Linked DNA regions of Homo sapiens: region 1 is linked to region 2. A link is a loop called in an ENCODE intact Hi-C map of the cell type or tissue named here. Cell type or tissue: mammary epithelial cell. All regions are shown on one strand. Links, peaks and the distances in the headings refer to the core of each region. The heading gives the core; the rest is flanking DNA.

What was found. A loop is a pair of places that touch in the nucleus more often than their neighbours do. Peaks named below come from ENCODE experiments on the same cell type or tissue, not always from the same donor. Only the 100,000 strongest peaks of a DNase experiment are listed, where the experiment ranks them.
Region 1: a loop joins it to region 2, with 2.1 times the contacts of the local background. A loop is called at or near these places in 5 of 110 quality-filtered maps.

Annotation. Positions count from the first base shown.
Region 1 is chr1:204,685,627-204,690,110 of GRCh38, reverse strand. It overlaps LRRN2 (leucine rich repeat neuronal 2), which reads left to right and starts at 4,373. Exons shown (of 2, transcript NM_201630.2): 1 at 4,373-4,484. In mammary epithelial cell, for the core only: no CTCF peak of the experiment used is centred there; no DNase peak of the experiment used is centred there; H3K27me3 peaks cover 1,427 bases.
Region 2 is chr1:204,761,754-204,766,816 of GRCh38, reverse strand. No RefSeq gene overlaps it. Among named protein-coding and RNA genes, the nearest start is that of NFASC, 64 kb to the left of the region's middle. In mammary epithelial cell, for the core only: a CTCF peak has its summit at 2,807 (motif pointing right); a DNase peak (open chromatin) is centred at 2,856.

The sequences.
Region 1 (4,484 bases), core at 485-4,484, 77 kb after region 2:
AAACTGGGAGGTGGAGGTTGTAGTGAACCAAGATCTTGCCACTGTACTCCAGCATGGGTGGCAGAGCGAGACTCCATCTTAAAAAAAAAACAGAGTAGAGGTGTATCATTTATGGTTGATTAAATATGGTGTCTGTGGTGTTTGTGCTTATGCCTATAAAAAGTTGGGCACCGGGACATTGGTGAGGAATGTAATTTTTATGATCACATTGTTTCTGGGCAAAAACAGGTTCAACCTACATCATTTTTACCTGCAGTGCCTTTTCCAGGAATATAACCCAAGATAAATTTGAAGACTCCCTGCAGTTCCACACAGCTCTGCCATCTGCAACGTGTGTCTCTCTGCCTTTGCGGTTTTCTGTGTTCCAAGGGTGTCTGTGGATCCTGGGAGCTCCCTGAGGGCAGGGGTCAGGGAAGATCCCAGTTCTGTGGGGCCGTCTTAAGAAAAAACCCGCAAAATTCCAAATACAAAATTAGGTACAACAGTGATATTTACTTACGGCCAGCAAGAAGATAACAATTTACATGAGCCTTGGACATTCAGGGTCCCTTTCTCCTGACATTTCTTCATTCCATTTACCAGAAATCCTTACATAAAAATGCTTCCTGTTCGTAAACTGGCTTCCCCTCTTCACCTAGGACACTCTACAGTTCCCAGCTTTCATAGCCCACCCTCTCCCCACCATCCTGCAAGTCGAGAAGCCCTAAAACTTGAGCTTCATTCCCTTCACCTCTGCCTCTGCCTCTGCCTTCACTTGTTCTCTAATAGCCCAGAGAACAAGGCTCTGCACATGGGGAGCCCGGGCAGGGGACGGTCAGAGAGCAATGGGCACCCCCAGGCCAGTCTGTCTCACAGTGAGGTCATCCAACCACCTGAATCAGAATCCCCTGGATGGTTTATCTGAAATGCAGACTCTGAGAACTACAGAATCTGACTCTGGGGTAGGACCTCAGCACCTGCATTGGCCCACACTCTCCAGGTGATTCCAAGGTCCACTGCTCTAGTGCCTTACTCTCTGCCTAGTTGGGTCACTGGTGGGGGACAACAGTCCTCATTGACTCCCCAGACCCCACCCCATATCTCCCAAGGAGGCTGAGCAGAGGCTGCACACAACACACAGTGTCGTGTGTGTGGAGGGTCCACTGAGGGACCCTCAGTGACCCATGCCACATCCCAGGCCTCCCTTCTCTGATTCGGCTCATGTGCCAGGCACCAGTAGGAGCCATCCTCTCCTCACAGCCCCCACCACACAAACAGCATCCCCACCAGTTCCATATCCTGACCCCTATATGAGAGAGCCACCTGGAATTGAGCTAAGGATCATTTCTAGCAGCATGTAATCCCTGCATCCCTCTCCCAAGACACTCTGATGTCACGGAGTTCCAGGCTTCCTGGTGGGAAATAATGCATGGCCAAGCCCAGAAATTAAATTTGGAGGGTGAAAGGTCAATAACAGGGCCATTAAATCCTCTGGGTAATTACCTAAGAGCTTCCAAAGGACTGTGAATTGGGGCAGCTTTTCCCAGGAAAGTATGAGACTCAGAATGGCAGCAATGGGAGCAGGGTTGGGAGAAAAATGTCAACCACATACCATGCACCAGCCACTGTGCTCATGCCAGCCATATAGTCCCTGTAACATCTCACAGCAACCTATAAGTATGAATCCATTCCATTATTGCTATCTTCATCCTAAAGAAGTGCTAGGGAGACTTGGCTTGGTGTTTGGACTCTGTCATTTGAGGACCCTGGATTCCCGTCTTAGCTCTGTTACATACTGGTTAGGTAAACACTGAACCTTGTTTTTCTCCTATCACTAGAGTCCTAGTATTGGTCAAATTTTTGATGAGATGATGCATAAATGTGCTAGCACCTTGCCTTGCATGTAGTAGGTGCTCAATAAATGTTAACTGCTATTACTTGAATTAATATCGTTACTCAGGAAAGAATCAGAGCTGGGGAAGTTCAATACTTTGCCTGAAGCAAGACAGAGTAAATGGACAAGTAGAGTTCCAAATCCAAATCTTTCCAGCTCTAAAAGCTACACTCTTTCTCCAATCTCATTGGGTTCTAAGACATTTGGAGTCAGCTCAAGATAAGCCTTCCCCTATTTTCTTCTCACAGCTGATGAAATTCCCTTATGCCTCATCTAGTACATCTCACAGGCTTTGCCACTCAGGATCAACCACTTAGTGAACGTTACTTGCATTTATCCCATTTATTATTTCAATAATCAGTTATTGGACATCTACTATAAAGGACTGGTCTTATCTTATTAAGGTGTAAGACAGTCATAGGCTCCAGAAGCTTACCCTCTGGTTAGGAGATAAGACACTTGAGTATGCATAGTTATTGGGAAGCTGGGGTGCTGACATGAGTGCTCTCTCCGGTCGTGCAGTTGGTAAAGGACTCCTAAAATGTCCTCCTTTTCACCATCATCCTGTCTACATTGACATTGGCCCTTAGACTGGAAAGGTGGCTCCAGTGACTCGACAAGGGACTCAAATGCTCAGGCTAAAAGCTTGGAGTCAAGTTTTGACCCCTTTCAATCAGTCAGTCTTACAGTTCTGCCAAGTCTTCTTTACAAAGGCCCATGCATTTACTCTATTCTCACTGCTCCCCTCCTCCTAGATTCCTGCAACAGCTACCTCAATAGTCTCCCATCCTCCTGCCTCTTTCATCCCAAATCACCTGAGGATGGGTCCACAGATAAACTGCTGAGCCTGGCAATTCGGGCCCTTCATCAGCTGCTCCCACCCTGTATACTCAATGTGGCATTGTCGCACTGTGAAAATGAGGTCTCACATTCTGCCTACAGATTTTGGGCTACTGCCTTAAACGATCTGGGCCTCCATCCCCCGGTCTGTTAAAAGGGGATATTAGTCAACTCAGAGTCTAAGATGACAGAGATGAGAAAAGGCTGGCATCTAATAGTAGCTCTATAATTTTCCTCCCTTGCCCCCTACCCTCCAGACAACCCATTCTACTCTGCTTGTCTCCACTTTCCTGCCTTTGCTGGTCCCCATATTCTCTTCCAGTTCAAATCCTATCCCTCCAACTAGGCTCAGTTGGAGACTCAGCTCCTCCGTTAAACCTTTTGTGAATAATGCTAGTCCATTAAGGTGGTTTCTTTTTGTATTTCTATGGCACTTCCATCGTCTTGAAATATTAAAATTGGTTTCATATAGTTCCAACCTGTCACTCTGAGCTCCTTGAGGCCATTATGCTCCGTAGCAGGGGTGGAGAGTGGGAACATGGGGGTGGTTTAGTGGGAACTTAATATGTGCTCATTCAATATATGAAGGTGAGAATCCCCTCTGTGCATACAGAACTCAGACCTTCAAGCCAACTTCACAAAAGCCACCAGGCATGGCAGTCACCACTGGCTGTACCCTTGGAAAAGACAGGGCCAGAAGCTCAAGCACTGGATGACGGCAGGCAGCCCAGGGAAGCCACTCCTCACAGGACTCCACACCTTGGCCTCCACCTCATCCATTCCCCTGTTGTTGGTTCTGCAGGCTCTGGTCCAGACCCATCAGTAGGGTGTGGCCTGCCATGGAGCCGAGTTTGTGATGTCTGTTCTGAGTGGTCCAGGCTGAAGTCCCCACCAAGGCATGGGTGTTGGGCATTGGGCCTTTGCCCTCCTCTAGTGGCAGTCACCCAGCTTTTCTAAGCCACCAGGCAGCAGCCTAGCACCCACCTTTGGCACCTTCTTACTTTCCTCCCCCAGTCTTCATGATGTCCAGCTGGCAGAGTGGGGAACCCTGAAGCCAAACCCCTAACTGGGCCTGCCAGTTCCTGACTGAAATTGACCTCCTTCATTGAGAGCCAGGACGGAATCTTCCAGAATGCTAGAGCTGCACGGCTCAGGATGCAATGCTGGAAAAGCATGACAACTAAAGGGGTCTTCCACTCCATTCTTTAGGGTGAGAGGTGCCTGGGCCCAGTGACAAATTCTCACCCACCCCACTACATTCCTTAGTCCACTGTTAACTTCGGGAGGGTAGCACCATGCAAAGCAAAAATGTGATCTTAGGTGCATGCTGTGACTGTGAGCTGCACCTGTCCTCACAAAGCTGCTGAATTCCCCATTCGTCTCCTGGCCTTTGCAAGAGGGTCCGAGGCAGTATGAGAGAAGCCAACCCTTCTCTTCCCGGACCCAAGGGCTGTGCCCCTTCTCTCAGCCAAGCCTTGTGTCTCTAGGCACAAGGACAGCTCAAGCGTTAGCGTCTGGCCCCACCCAACTCCTTCCTCCCGGGTGTGTGTGCGTTAGGTAGAGGGGGCCTCTGGCCACTCAGGAGTTAAAATGGCAGCGGGACTGGAGGGGGTTGGCGTGGCATGCAGACTGGGAGGAGGCGACCGGAGTGGGCTGGGGAGGTTGGGAGAGCGGCGGAGAAGCGAGTGAGGAGGGCGAGCGCGAAGCCGGGAAGAGGGGCGCGCGTGGAGGGGGTGCCGGGCGCCGCGAGGGCCTGCTCCGGGCACCTGCG
Region 2 (5,063 bases), core at 487-4,486:
CATACCTGTTTTTGTAAATAGAGCTTTATTGGAACACAGCCATGCCCATTCATTGATACGTTGTCTGTGGCTGCTTTCATACCATAATGGTAGGGCTGAGTAGTTGCAATGGAGACCATGTTCCACATGCCTATAAGAAAAAGTGTGCTGATCCTGCATAGAGATAAAAAGTGAATGGGTCTGCTCATGGATTGGACGTGAGAAGAGCAGCAAAAGAAGGAATCCAGAGTGACTTGTAGGGTTTGGGGACACTCAACAATTCATCTCTCTTTCACAGAGCCCCCACCTCTGTATGTGTCAAGCATTGTACTGCTACATGCTGAGGATCCAGACATACAGAGCACAGCCTTGTGGGAGAAGCACACACAAACACAGTGACAGATGAAATAAAGCTTGAGTGAGCCTGGAAAGGCGAGCTGAGTACAGCATCCATAAATGATGAAGACAGCACTGAGTCCATTTTTATTTATTATCTGGGATACTGAAGTCAACGTGCTATGGTCTTCCCTCCTCTCCTCCCGAAGATCATAAACAATTGAGTGACCTGATAAGTCATGCCATATTATTAGCAGATGCCATATTGTTCATTCATCAATTTTGAGAGCCCTCTAAGTGCCAGGCACTGGGCTAGGTATTGAAGATAACACAGACATGGTCCCTGCCCTCATGGCACTTTCTTGATTGTAACAGAAAGGCAAGAGAAAGCGAAGAGTGGAGAAAAGGGACAAAGTTTGAGAAAGATGAGACAGTGCATGTCAGATGGCTTCTCTTGTTCCAGGAGAGTAAGCAGTGAAGGAACAGAGGTGAGAAGCTTGGAGTGAGAAGAAAAGGTATCAAATAGTCATCTCCTACAGTGCTAAACTTTTCCCCAGAAAACAAACATAATGCAATTACCAGGCAGTATTGGATGCCAATCTGAGGGCTGTGGTCAAGAATTTACAGTAAAAGCAGGTTCCCTGGTAAAGTTTTCTTCCAACCTCATTGCACTACTCAGTTGTAGGCACCAAGATGGCCATGCAGGTCCAGAGGGATGCAGCCTCACAGCAGGCAAAGCCATCAGGAGTCCAGAGTGTGAAGTCTATTACCAAGCATAAGCATTTGTTAATTGGAGGAAGGTCGTGGGTCATGATATTGGAAATATTGATTAAGTCCAGGTCTGCTGAGTAAAAAACCCTGTTTCCTTGCGGAAATCTTAAACTCTTATCTTTTGCTGACAGGCTCTAATGATTCTAGTGCAGCTAGGACACTTTAGTTCAAAGAGATGATTAGCGTTGTCAGTTAGGGCTGGATGCATTGATTTTCTAATTAGACTTTGGGGTTGCCGTGGCCTCTTCCCTCGTTAGGCTCTGTAAGCACAGGCTGCCATCTACATATGCAAAAAATATTGCCTACCTTAAACATTGCCTTGAAAATTATAAATGGGCATTTGCTAATTTCTTGATGTCAGACCGTGACCTTTTTGTTAGTATAGATGCACTTTCCTTCCCCTCATCTTTCTTTCATAAACTGTACCCATAATACATCAGCTGAGATTCATTTTTATTCTACCCAGCAACTTGAAAACGCTTGTGTAGGGAGGGATAGCATTAGGAGATACACCTAATGTAAATGACGAGTTAATGGGTGCAGCACACCAACATGGCACATGTATACATATGTAACAAACCTGCACGTTGTGCACATGTACCCTAGAACTTAAAGTATTATATATATATAAAAGAAAGAAAACACTTGTGTAGCAACCTGAATGCAGAGTCCTTGGGATTTTTATAATTCCCCTCCCCCACTGCTACTCCCACTAATCTTTTACAGACAATTCAACCACACCTCAATAGAAAACGTTTTACTCTTTTTTTTTAAAGATAAATTGCCTGTAGAGGCTCTTTCCAAAGTATTCAGACTAATTTTATAGACCCAATTCTTGTCAGTAATTATTTAATTGTATATTTTTAAATAACTAAAAGAGTATAACTGGATTGCCTGTGATATAAAGGATAAATGCTTGAGGGGATGGATACCCAATTTTATGTGATGCGATTATTCCACATTGCATGCCTGTATCGAAACATCTCACGTACCCCATAAATATATACACCTACTATGTAGCCACAAAAATTAAAATAAAAAAATTTTAAAGAAACAATTCTTTTTACTTGTATTTCATCAAGTTATATAGTATTTAATTAAAAATATGTGATTACAAAAGAGTACAACTGGCACAAACAGAGATCAGACTAAACGCAGCTGGCTCCTGGAACCACAGGCAATGTGAGAGGTGTGAGAAGGCACACCGCCAGCCCCCATGGGCATCAGCTATGTGACTTCTCAGAGGGGCTGCAGAACTGGGTGGGGTAAGGGACCTTCTGCTAAACTCCCTCGGAGCAGGAGAGCCTGAGCTGTGTCAGACAGAGGCCACACTGCCAGTTGACTCTACGGTGGGATTTGAGCAGCACATAGGACTCCTGCCCCAATGCCACCCACACTCATGCCTAAATGTCAACATAATGGGGTCCTTTCTTTAGGCTTGAAATTGCCTCTTTTTCGTGGTCATCTGTCAGATTACAGGTCAGCCTTGGGTCGGTGAGGGACTCATTAAGTCTCCAGCGTATAGGAAAAGTTGATCCTATTAGCTCCTTTCTCATGGAGAATGCTGGCAGTGCGAGATGTCTAGAAACACAGGCTTTTCTAAATTACTGGGTTTTGTCCAGGTGCGCCCGTTTAGAGGCTGGTTTAGGTGTGAAGCTGCCCAAGCTGCCCTGCTGCAGGCTGAGCCGGCTTCCTAGTTTTGGAGCCTAGTGCTCTGCGCCCACCGCTGGAGGGCGCCAGGCCCAGGAAGAAGGACTTCCTGCCGCCCTGGCAGCCACTGCTCAGCGGGAGGGGCGAGAGCGGAGAGCGTGGGCAGTGGCATTTAGGTGGATGAGTAAGAGCTAACCCAGCCCCCGTTGTTCTTGACCTTGGCTGCAGCTGCTGCCAGAACTGGAGACCAAGCTGACCGTGCTATGCATGACCCAGCACCCTAGCATTAATTAAGGGGGTTGGTGACATTGGAACTCAGGGTAAACAGAGGGAGGCAGATTTCTAGCTCTGGTTTCCAGGATTCTGAAAATGAGAATCTGCTGAGAGAGTGGGGGCAGTGGGCCTGGGCGTTGCTTCTTCCTGCACAGGAACATCAGCCCTCTGGCTTCTGCATCTTGGAGAACTCCAGCTTTTGGGGAGGAAATTGAGATGTCCAGGTTCCATGGAGCCATGGAGGGAGTAGAACAGATGTAATTCTAGGAGCCAGGACATTTGGAAGGTGGGAGCATCTAGGGATTAAGAACATTAGCTTTGTAGTCAGTCAGTCTGCCTTAGAATCACAGCCTTACACATTAGTGCCTGAATAACCTTGGGCTACTTATACCTGTTATACATTGCCTCAGTTTCCTCATCAGTAAAATGGGGGATTCCATACCTACCATAGTGGGTGGTTAGGAGAATAAAATGACATAAAAGCACTCAGCACACTGTGGGCATATTGGAAGTTTCCCACAAATGCTAGCTTCTCAGAGCATCAGGAGAGAGATACTGTGGTTTGGAGAGATGGGGTATAGAGGTCAGTGGTTAGACTGCCTGACTCAGGACCCTCCCCACCACTGCCTGTGCCTCAATAAAGGACTAGAAGTCAAATTGCTTAACCTCTCCAGGCTTTAGTTTCCCTTTCCATACCAGAAGAAGCCACCTTCTAGTAAGAAAGCAATAGATCTCGACAGCAATACCAATTTGTAATCTGGGGGCTTTGGAGCATTAGCATTAACTAAATAGAGGCCTTACTGAGACAACATCAGAGCCACCTGGCATGTGGAAATTTCTGTATTAGATCACAGGATCCTCCAGTGACAACCCAACCCAACATAATTTTCCACCGTTGTCTTTAAAGTCCTAGAGGCTTGAGGGTGAAGTTTGTAAGTCTCCTTTCTGATTCTACCTCTGGCCTGCTTCATCTCAGGCTTCCCAAGGTCCAATCCCTATATTATGGTTTTTACATTTTTCTGCAAACTTTTAAAATACATTTTTCTTTAAAAGGTGCAGCCTATTCTCCTCCCCTTGAATGTGAGCCAGACTTCTCTCTAAAGAATAGAATGTGGTGGAAGTGAAGCCATGTGACTTCTGAGGCTAGATCATAAAAAGGATAGCCTCTGCCTGAATCTCTTTCTCCTGGGTCTCTCACCCTGGGGGAAGCCAGTGACCATGTCATGAGGACACTCAAGCATCCTCCGAAGAGGTCCATGAGGAGAGGAACTGGGTCTCCTTGCCAACAGCCAGCACCATCACGCCCATTATATAAGTAAGCCACCTTGGAAGTGGCTCCTCCAGCCCCAATCAAGCCTTCAGATGACTGCAGCCCAGCCTACACCTGGAGTGCAATCTCCTGAGACACTACAAGCCTGAACTGCCCTGCCAAGCCTCTCCTAGATTCCTGACCCCCACACACTGTGTTTATTTATTTTTTATTATGTATGTTCCTTATTTTTATCTTAAGCTACTCAATTTGGGGGTAAATAGATATGCGGCAATAGACAATGAATACACTCCATCTCCTTGATGTATCTCCATCTCCCTGAACTTAAATGTAGCTTGGATACCCTGCTTGCATCATCCTGGCTAGTCTGTCTGCTGTCCTGGGTGAAGGCAGCAGGGGATGCCAGGTCAGGAGCAGTGCTCTGAGGACAAAGAATTTCAGCTCCTGGAGAAAAGTTGACCCGACCTTTTATCCTACAAAGGGCTCAGCAGAGAAGCTGCCAGTGTTGTCAGTAAGTGATTGCTACTTCTCAAAGAATGGGGAGGGTCCTAGGACCCTGAGCATAAAAGTAGAGCATCAAATGTAGGCCTGGTTTCCAGAGGGTCTCCAACTGGATGACCACTCTGCCATCAACCACAGCTAGGATGAATGCGGGCATACCTGGCCCATTCCACCCCCATGCTTAGCAAACTTGTGCAGAATACAGGTGTTTTCTGTAAACATAACCAGTAAGCTGAGTGCTCAGAGTCCTAACCACATGCATTAACCCCTCTTTTTCCTCTCC